Linked DNA regions of Homo sapiens: region 2 is linked to region 1. A link is an interaction called in ENCODE POLR2A ChIA-PET data of the cell type or tissue named here. Cell type or tissue: endothelial cell of umbilical vein. All regions are shown on one strand. Each heading gives the region's core, and the rest is flanking DNA. Links, peaks and the distances in the headings are about the cores only.

Region 1 (4,998 bases), core at 999-4,998:
AAATCAAAGTATTGGTATCCCTGGGACATAACCCTTTAAATACCTGGTTGTTAGTTTAACCTAAATCATCAGTAGGTTGGCTTAATTTCATTCCTGATCCCAAAATGCAAAGATATTGGAAATGTACGAGTAACTGTGGAGAAAGACTTATGAGATTTAGTGGCCCAGGTAGGAAACCTACGAATTTCTATATATAAAATAAATTGATTTAAGCATTGCTTCTGAGCTCAATATCCATATATTTAGGTCTTAGCTAACTTCTTAAATTTCTTTATACTCACCTCTTCTCACTGGGGAAATGGAGTAAATTATGCTGATGATGACTTAAAAAGCCAAAAAGCTCTCTGACAATAGCTGCAGGAGTGCGAGGGAAAAAGTAGTCTTTGTTGTCCGATTGAATCCAAAACACTACATTCTTTTAATAGAGATCTAAACACAGAAAGAATGTTGCTCCCAGAAAGCTGACATTGTTTTTGTTCTGTTCTTTAAATGCCTAACTTGATGTTGTCAGGTTAAGACAGAGAGGAGAACTTCAAACAGCAACAGCTACCTGCCTTTTCATCTTTCCTCATAACTTCCTTCTCTCCTGTGCCTCTGTATTCGTTACCTTCTGCACCAGCACACCCTCATATCTCATAAACCTACAGAAAAAAATCAGCAACACAAAGACTAAAGAATACACATCCTCTTTCCAGGCCTTTTATAGGGGGCGCAGGGTGGCGGTGCACAGGACTGCAGTTCTGGAGAAATGTACTATATTTTACTTTTGTCTTCTAGTATTATTTATGTTGCAAACATACATTAAACTCTGACACTTTGACACCTGGAGAAATTGTGAAGAATTCAGATTCCCAGGCTCTACCCATACAGACTTCCACTTCGTGTTTTGAGAGACCATCAGGAATCAGCATGTTAACAAGCATTTCAGGTGAATCTCATGCATTTTCTTTGGAAAAAAAAAACCGGCCATATTTTATTCATTCATTTGGCATTTTCCAGTTTTCAGAATGCTTACACATGCATATTCACTTCTGCGAGGTAGATGAGAATGATTATCCCCATTTTGAGAATATAAAAGAGACTCCAAATTTAGCAATAATTTCCTCAAGTCCTCATTATACACCCCCTCTTGCCTATTTCTCTGGCTACTCCCCTTAGCTGACCTTTGTCTGTGTGGGTGTTTAATAGCAAGGACAGGGAGCCCCCAAAGCCCACTGTACTATCTGTGTCTGCCTTGCTCAAGAATGAGACAAGTCTTCTAGTAGCCAAGGAAGGAAAATAATTTTATCTGTGGAATGTGAATATTTTCCTAATTGATAGAATTACCAGTTGATGTTAAGTAATGCCCCTCACCCCATCCAGATGCACATATGGAAATGCATTCAGCCTTGCTTTTGGACCTGAGGTGTGTGTGTGCGTGTGTCTTTTTCACGTGTCTTGTTCTGTATTGCTAGAATTCCAAGGATATATCCACTGTCTTCATTCAGCCACATTGAACTGCTGCAGGGGATGTGTGCTTCCCAAATGACAGCTGGGATTCTCCCTTTCCTCAGGATGTCTTGCCTATTTAATCCTCCTCCCAGCTGTTTGTCCCATGAGCCTCTATCTGCCAGCCTCTGCTTTGCCCAGCTGGCAGCCTGGAAGGTCCAGGCCCCCGGGCATGGTAGGGTGTTAGACTCCTGCTTGATCTGAACAACGTCACAGATCTCAATCCTTCTTATTGCCCAAGTGAATCTTGGCTAGGCCCATAGGTTTGTGCTCATATCTAGAAAGCTCCTGGGTTCCCTCTGGGTCCCACATCCATTTTCAGTAGCTTCAGGGCCTGCATTTTCCTTGCCTTCTATTAGGATGTTGCCAACATACACCTGTCTGTGCTTGGAAATCATACATTTAATCCTTTCGCACTATCCTAGATGCTTCGTGAAGTGTCTGAAGGAGAGAGATTAGGGATATATGAAGAGAAATTGTAAGTAGAAACCAATAGCCGCTCCCAGACTTTAGCATAAATGGAGGGTGATTAATGCTTCATGCTGCATTTTAACTTGGAGAACTCCTCTGCCCAGTGTCTCCAACATCAGATGTCGTCACATTCACGTCTGGAGACCTGATTGCATTCCACAGCTTGTTGTTGACTGTCCTTGTCCACATCACTCCCTCGCCGCACCTGGAGTCATCCTCTGTGCAGGCTGCTTATTTGGGCTCTCTTTTTAGGGACTGAGCCTGCTTTGCAGCTTTCCAGACAGAACCAAGAAATCTGGGTTCCAAGAAGAAGGGAAACACTTTTTCCTGTTCCAAAATGAGCCATAGGTGGGGCCCACGATAAGGTCCAAGAGGTCATTTTTACTTTCTCCAGTGTTCACTTTCTTCCTAACTAAACAGAGAATTCTACGTGCTCAAGCTTATTGGAGAGAGTGTGGACTGCATTTTCTCAGCTCCCCCATCCCACCTCTTCTTTGCGCACCTAGGGTCCTTTAACTCCCACTGTGGTTGTGTTTCTCTTGTGGGAGGGACCGGACGGAGCAGACCCAAGCTGCAGTTCCCTCGCTCTGCCTCTGAGAATTTCTCATCCAAACCTCAATCACGTAGGATTGCGTAGAGAGGAGAAAAGGGGAGAGACAGAAGACACAGAGAGGAGGGAGAGGGGTGGCGGGAGGGAGGGAGGAAAGAAGGGAGTCTGGAAGCGGAGGGCTCCAGGAAAGGGAACCTGACTAGAGCGCGCTGTGCTTCCCAGCGCTCCAGGGGCCCGGCCCCCAGCTCGGCCCCACCTGGGCGCTCTTTCGCTCTTCCGTGGGTCGGCGGGCCGTGCGGGAGGAACTCTGGCTGCCGCGGGCTCTGCGTCCCACCTGCCATCTCGGTGGCTCTCGCCCGGGCCCCGAGTTTCCTGCGGAGCTAGCACTCCAGCTGAGCCAGCCGGAGGGGCGGCGGCGGCTCCGCGCGCCCAGAGCCTCAGCCCATGAATGGGACTCCACCCTGAGCGCCCCCTCCCGGGCCTGGGGAGGCGGCGGCGCGGCGGCGGGGGGCGCCCCGCAAGCCCGCGGCTCTGAGCGGCCACCCGCGCAGCAAGTTGGGCGAGTTGGCAGCCGCCTGCACCTGCCTCCTGGCCCCGGCCCCTGATTCCGCCTCCGGCCCCAAGCGCCCGGGTTGCGCCCTCGGCTGCCTCGCGAGGTAGCCCCAGGAGGCCTAGGGGCCCCGCCTGCGCCCCTGGCGCCAGACCATGGTGGGCAGCTCCGGCCAGGAGCCTCAGCCGCCGCGAGCCAACATCGCCTGCAGCCAGCCCCCGCCCCACCCGAGCGGACGCGCGGGTATTCGCAGCGCGCGGGTCACTTCCTTCCTCGGCCGGGATGGGCGGCGCGGGACTGAGTGATCGGCCTTGCGTCCGGCGGGTAATCCCCATCTGATCTGCTGCCTGTGAGCTGCTGACTGCCGGGGCGCGCGAGCCTAGGGGGCACGGGCAGCAGCGCGGCGATGACCTGATCCCGAGCCCGCCAGGGCGCCCCTTCCTTCCCTCCCTTCCCTCGCTCCCTCTGAGCCTGTGCGGAGACCAGCTCGGTGCGGCGGCCCCGGGTGGACCATGGCGGGGAGCTCCAGTTAAAGGCGTGTGGGCGCCGAGCTGGAGAGGACACCTTCGGCATCGCTGCCTTTTGAGGGGGCTTATTTAAACTACTGAGTCATTCCAGATTTAGGATTCCCTAAATAATCACCAACTGTGCCCGTCTCGTGCCGGAAAGCAAGCGGAAAGAGAAAGAGCGCCCACTCTTGGGACCCCGCAGATCGCCTCTCGCTGGTTTCTCCCCGAGGGGTGCTTGGCCCTCGAGGATCTCCCTCCCTCCCTCGCGCCCTCCCCCCTCCCTCGCCTCCCGCTCTCTTTGCAGTGCTGCTGGCCGGGAGTTGCTCTCACCGCAGCTGGAAACAGCTGCCCCCGCCCCGCGCCCCTACCCAGACTCCGGGTAACCGCTCCCACTTCGCGCCTCTCGGAATTCCAGAACTCGGGTGGCCGGCCCCTGGAAAGCCGCAGCCGGCGCGATGCATTCTGTAGACCTCACCCTGCTGGGACGGACCTCCTAATCTTCAGAACCGCGGGCCGCAGGGAGTTAAATTGCTGCCTTCCTCTCCTTCTCTCGTGCGGTTGGTGGCTTGTTTTCTAAAGGAACGTTTTATTCACTTTTTAGTATTTTCTACCGGGGGCGCGCTACCCGCCTGGGTCCAGACTCTGCTTTGTAAACGGGTTTTCTATGTATGTATGTGTAGGTATACTTTGGACACCTTACAACGCTTGCGCCTCTCCAACAGAGGCACGTCTTGTTATTTTGGGCATCGTTCTTCCCCTTCCACTTGGTACCCCGAACGCAGTGTGACTAAACTCCCCACTGCCCCTTGGACGCCGATCGCCTTGGGGTGCAAGTTTGGGGTGCAAACGTCTACTTCGCAAGAGGGCCTGGGACCGCCCCGCCCCGCCCCCCGGCCGCCAGAGGTTGGGGAAGTTTACATCTGGATTTTCACACATTTTGTCGCCACTGCCCAGACTTTGACTAACCTTGTGAGCGCCGGGTTTTCGATACTGCAGCCTCCTCAAATTTTAGCACTGCCTCCCCGCGACTGCCCTTTCCCTGGCCGCCCAGGTCCTGCCCTCGCCCCGGCGGAGCGCAAGCCGGAGGGCGCAGTAGAGGCTGGGGCCTGAGGCCCTCGCTGAGCAGCTATGGCTGCGGCGATAGCCAGCTCCTTGATCCGGCAGAAGCGGCAGGCGAGGGAGTCCAACAGCGACCGAGTGTCGGCCTCCAAGCGCCGCTCCAGCCCCAGCAAAGACGGGCGCTCCCTGTGCGAGAGGCACGTCCTCGGGGTGTTCAGCAAAGTGCGCTTCTGCAGCGGCCGCAAGAGGCCGGTGAGGCGGAGACCAGGTCAGTAGAAGCCCGGAGAGTGGGCTCCCCAGAGGGGACGCCCTCTTTCTCCCTCCTCAAAGCACCTCGGGACCCCCGTGGAAGGGAACCAGGATTCCTCTTT
Region 2 (5,029 bases), core at 723-4,722, 290 kb after region 1:
CTGTTCACTTCATCCTCTTATTTCCAAACATGATTCCTGGCATACAAAGGGTGCTTAGTGAATTTTCTGAATGAGCCACAGTATGCAAATTATAATGAAATTCATACCCCTAATGTTGTACACACCTAAATTTGATTTACAGCATAATTTACTGTGGTAGTCTGTGTACAGACAGGTTTTGCTGTTCATTAAAATAAGATCACAACCTCCTTCCTATACTCTCAATATAATAATTTTAAAACTGTACTAAATGTTAGAGTACTTAAGATTATTGATGTATTCAGAGACAGAGTAGTACATGATTCAGTACCAACAGGGCATCATCACAAATTTAGAATTGTGCTCACATTTATGGAAAGATGGTTTGCATTCAACTGAGAATAAGTATTAATTTATTTGATAAATATTTATGGAGCACCTGCTATTAGTAATTTTTCTAAGCATGTGGGATACAAAACTTTCTCTATGAAGTTTATCATTCAGGGAAGAGAAACAAACAGTAAATAATTAAAATGACAAATAGGTCAACTGTGAAGTATGCTATAAAGTGCTACGTGGGAAATACAGAGATGGGGCAGTAGGATGTGGTATGTGAGTTGAGGAATATTTTGTAGGCAGTTTGTAGTTTTAAATAAGGGGAGTTAGTGTAGGTATCATTGGTAGGACGATATATGAGCTAAGACTTGAAGGAGAGGTGAGATCTAGCTAAGAGGACATCTAGAGGAAGAGTCTTCCTTGCAGAAAAAAAACAGTATGTCTGGAAAAAAATATAGAACTGCAAGAAGCCAATTATGGCTGATGATGGGTCAGATGGAAAGGGAAGAATGTTAGTAGAAAAATACATCAGATTGGAAGCACAGTATCCAATGAATATTGAAGGAATTTGTAAAAGTTTAGTTCTATTATAAGTAAAGTGGCTCAGCACTACAGGATTTTAAACAGAGGAGTGACAAAGCGGACATATTTTCAAAGGATCATTCTGGTTGATATGTTAAAGAGAGGGCAGAGCTAGGAACATGGACACCTACTAAAATCTGTTTTACATTAAAGTGGGAAATGATGATGACTTTAGCCAGCATGGTAGTAATTGAGATGGAAAGTAGTTGGATTCTGGATGAATTTGAACGTAAATTCAACAGACTTTGCTGATGTATTAGAAATAGCTGTATAATAGAGCGAGAGAGAGAAGTCAGGGATAAATATTTTCCACCTGAAAATTATCAAGCATTGTCTGTGGGTCATAGTAGCTATTGATAAAATGTAGCTTGAATAACATAAGTAATACATAACTGTGATTTAATGTATGTTTTATTTGGAAAGGCATAGATGCTGATATTCCAAACTCAAGAGAAGCAGACTTAATTAGCCATAATATGAAGTAAAGAGCTGAGCCAAAAGTAGGTCCTAGATAAATACAGGCACACCTTATTTTATTGTGCTTCACTCTTCTGCACCTCACAGATACTGCATTTTTACAAATTGAAGGTTTGTAGCAATCTTGCTTTGGGCAAGCCTATGGGCACTATTTTTCCACCAACGTATGGTCACTTCATGTCTCTGGGTCAGGTTTCAATAATTCTCCCAAATTTTCAAACTTTCTCATTATTATTTTATCTGTTATGGTTATCGGTGACCAATGATCTTTGATGTTACTGTTGTAATTGTTTTGGGGAGCCACAAATCACACCCATACACTACTGTAAACAAAGTAGCCAAAAATAAGTGGCTACCTCCTTTTTTTTCTATTCTTTTATACATACGTATTTGCCCTTTCTCCCTTGTCACTTGACACTCTTCTTTTCCGTGACTAACTATATACTTGCTTAAGATTTCCAGGAACTAATATTGAAACCATTCAGCTATGAAGGCGAGATTTCAGGATACTTTTTTTCCAGAGAAGGGATCAGCAAGCAGTTAATCCACAACCCAGTCATGGTGAAGCTGACACCAGCCAGGCTTCTAGATGGTCCTTTACTCATGATAGCCATTGGAATAAGACGTGTAGACCTGTGCCTTGCACCACTCCTGCATTTTAGTTTCCATGGTTCCTTTCTCCTTGAAATCCCTTTGGTCAGCCTGAAAATTTTGAGATGTTTTTGTGACACCATCTCCTCAGGTTGTGTCCACCATCTCCTCAGGCTGTCAGCTTTTGAATAAACCTGTATTTTCTTCCACCAACTCTTGTACATGTCTCTCACTTTAAATCGAAAGCCACACATAACTAAGCTTAGTGAGGAAGGCATGTCAAAAGCTGAGAGAGGCCAAAAGCTAGGCATTTTCTGCCAAACAGTTAGCTAAGTTGTGAATGTAAAGAAAAAGTTTTTGAAGGAAATTAAAAGTGCTAGTCCAGTGAACACACAAATAATAAGAAAGCGAAACTATGGTTGGTATGGAGAAGGTTATAGTAGCTTTGATAAATGATGAAAACAGTTATAACATGTACTTAAGCTAAAGTCTAATCCAGAGCAAGGCAGGCCTTAACTCTCTTCAATTCCATGAAGGCTGAGAGGGTTGAGGAAGCTGCAGAAGAAAAGTTGGAAGCTAGCAGAGGTTAGTTCATGGGGTTTAAGGAAAAAAGTCATCCCCATAACATAAGAGAATGAAGTGGAGCCACAAGTACTGATATGGAAGCTGCATCAAATTATCCAGAAGATTTAGCTAAGACAATTGATAAAGATGGCTACAATAAACAACAAATTTTCAATGTAGATCAAACATCCTTATATTGGGAAAAGATTCCATCTAGGACTTTCATAACTAGAGAAAAGTCAATGCCTGGCTTCAAAGCTTCAGAGGAGAGGCTGATTCTCATTAGGAAATAATGCAGCTGGTGACTTTAAGTGGAAGCCCATGCTCATTTACCATTCCCAAAATCCTAGGGCCCTAAGGAATTATGCTAGGTCTATTCTTCCTATGCTCTAGAAAAGGAACAACAAAGCCTAGATGACAGCACATTTATTTGCAGCATAGTTTACTAAATACTTTAAGCCTAATGTTGAGACCTACTGCTCAGAAAAAAAAAGGCTTTCAAAATATTACCATTCATTGAGAATGCACCTCATTGCCAAGAGTTCTGATTGAAATGTACAAGAAGAGTAATGTTTTCATGCCTGCTACCACAACATCCATTCTATAGCCCATGGCTCAAGGAGTAAAGTCTTATTATTCAAGAAACAGATTTTGTAAGGCTATAGCTTCCATAGATAGTGATTCCCCAATAGATCGGTGCAAAGTAGATTGAAAACCTTCTAGAAAGGTTTCATAATTCCAGATGACATTAAGAACATTCTTGATCCATGGGAAGAGGCCAAAATATCAACATTACTAGGAGTTTGGAAGAAGCTGATTCCAGTCTTCATGGATGACTTTCAGGGTTTCAAGGCTTCAGTGGAGGAAGTAACTGTAAATGTGATAGAAATAGAAAGACAACTGGAATTAGAAGTGAAGCCTACAGATGTGACTGAATTCTTGCAATCTCATGATAAAACTTGAATGGATGAGATATTGTTTCTTGTGGATGAACGAAGGTCATTTCTTGAAATGGAATACACTCCTGGTGAAGATGCTGTGAACATTGTTGAAATGACAACAAAGGATCTCAAATATTACATAAACTTAGTAGATAAAGCAGCAGTAGGGTTTATGAAGATTGACTTCAATTTTGAAAGATGTCTTACTATCAAACAGAATCACCAGTGACAGATAAATCTTTCATGAAAGGAAGAGTCAATTGATGTGACAAACTTCATTATGGTGTTTTTTTTTAAGTTGCCAAACACACTCTGACCTGTAGCAACCACCACCCTGATTAGTCAGCAGCTATCAGCATGGGGGCAAGAACTTCCACCAGCAAAAAGGCTAGGACTCACTAGAGGCTCAGATGATTGTTGGCATTTTTAGCAATAAAGTATCCTTAAATTAAAATCTGTAGTTTATTTTTAGAAACAATACTATTGCACACTTAACAGACTACAGTATAGAGTAAACATATATTTTATACACACCAAGAAATTAAAAAAACTTGTGTGACTTGCTTTATTACAGTATTCACTTTATTTCTTTATTTCTTTATTTCTTTATTTCTATGGTCTGGAAGAAAATCTGCAATGTCTTTGAGCTATTTCTGTCATTAAGCCCTCTGGAGGAGATGGAAAAAACTTAGTGTTGGCCAAGCATGGTGGCTCACGCCTGTAATCCCAGCACTTCAGGAGGCTGAGGCGAATGGATCCCTTGAGGCCAGTAGTTGAAGACCAGCCTGGCCAACATGGTGAAGCTGTATCTCTACTAAAATGCAAGAAAAAGAGCCAGGCACTGTGATGCATGCCTGTAATCCCAGCTAGTTGGGAGACTGAGGCACAAGAATCTCTTGAACCTGGAAGGCAGAGGTTGCAGTGAGCCAAGATCACGCCACTGCACTCCAGCCTGGGCGAGACTATGTCTCAAAAAAAAAAAGAAGAAGAAGAGAGAAGAAAAGAAAACAGAAAAAAAATCAGTGTTTCTCCTTTCCTACTTTCACATAGCCATTCAACACATCCCTTTCTGACATCAGATGCGTGGGGGTTTTTAGCTACACACCAAGCAGTTCTGCAGTGGACATCATCTACCTGGTGTTTTCAATTCAACATCGACACTATCTACCTGGAGGTAGAGTCAGATTCCACAGGTTGAGGGCTCAGTTTCACAAGACTGCCCATCACTCCAGACCCAGTCATAACTGCAGGTTTTTACCTAGACTTCTGACCAACTGGGTGTAAATGGAAAGTGCCCATGACCCCTTGCATGGGTTCCTTTAATTTCCTAGAGTGGCTCACAGAACTCAGGGAAACACTTTACTTACATTTACCCATTTATTATAAAGAATATTACAAAGGATAGGGATGAACAGCCAGAGGAAAGAGATGTATAGCGTGAGGTATGGGAGAAAGTGCAAAGCTTCCATGTTCTTTTTGGGTGTGCCACCCTTTAAGAACCCCTATGTGTTCAGCAATCCAAAAGCTCCTGAACCCAATCCTTTCGGTTTTTATGGAAC

Evidence for each region. Peaks named below come from ENCODE experiments on the same cell type or tissue, not always from the same donor. Only the 100,000 strongest peaks of a DNase experiment are listed, where the experiment ranks them.
Region 2: POLR2A ChIA-PET joins it to region 1 with 9 read pairs; 2 of 35 experiments call an interaction of 5 or more read pairs at or near these places.

Annotation. Positions count from the first base shown.
Region 1 is chr3:192,407,922-192,412,919 of GRCh38, reverse strand. All of the region lies in intron 2 of FGF12 (fibroblast growth factor 12), which reads left to right. Among named protein-coding and RNA genes, the nearest start is that of FGF12-AS2, 100 kb to the left of the region's middle. In endothelial cell of umbilical vein, for the core only: no CTCF peak of the experiment used is centred there; a DNase peak (open chromatin) is centred at 3,369; H3K4me3 peaks cover 2,432 bases.
Region 2 is chr3:192,112,798-192,117,826 of GRCh38, reverse strand. It overlaps LOC124906318 (a long non-coding RNA gene), which reads left to right. Exons shown (of 3, transcript XR_007096218.1): 3 at 1-2,522. Among named protein-coding and RNA genes, the nearest start is that of FGF12-AS1, 120 kb to the left of the region's middle. In endothelial cell of umbilical vein, for the core only: no CTCF peak of the experiment used is centred there; no DNase peak of the experiment used is centred there.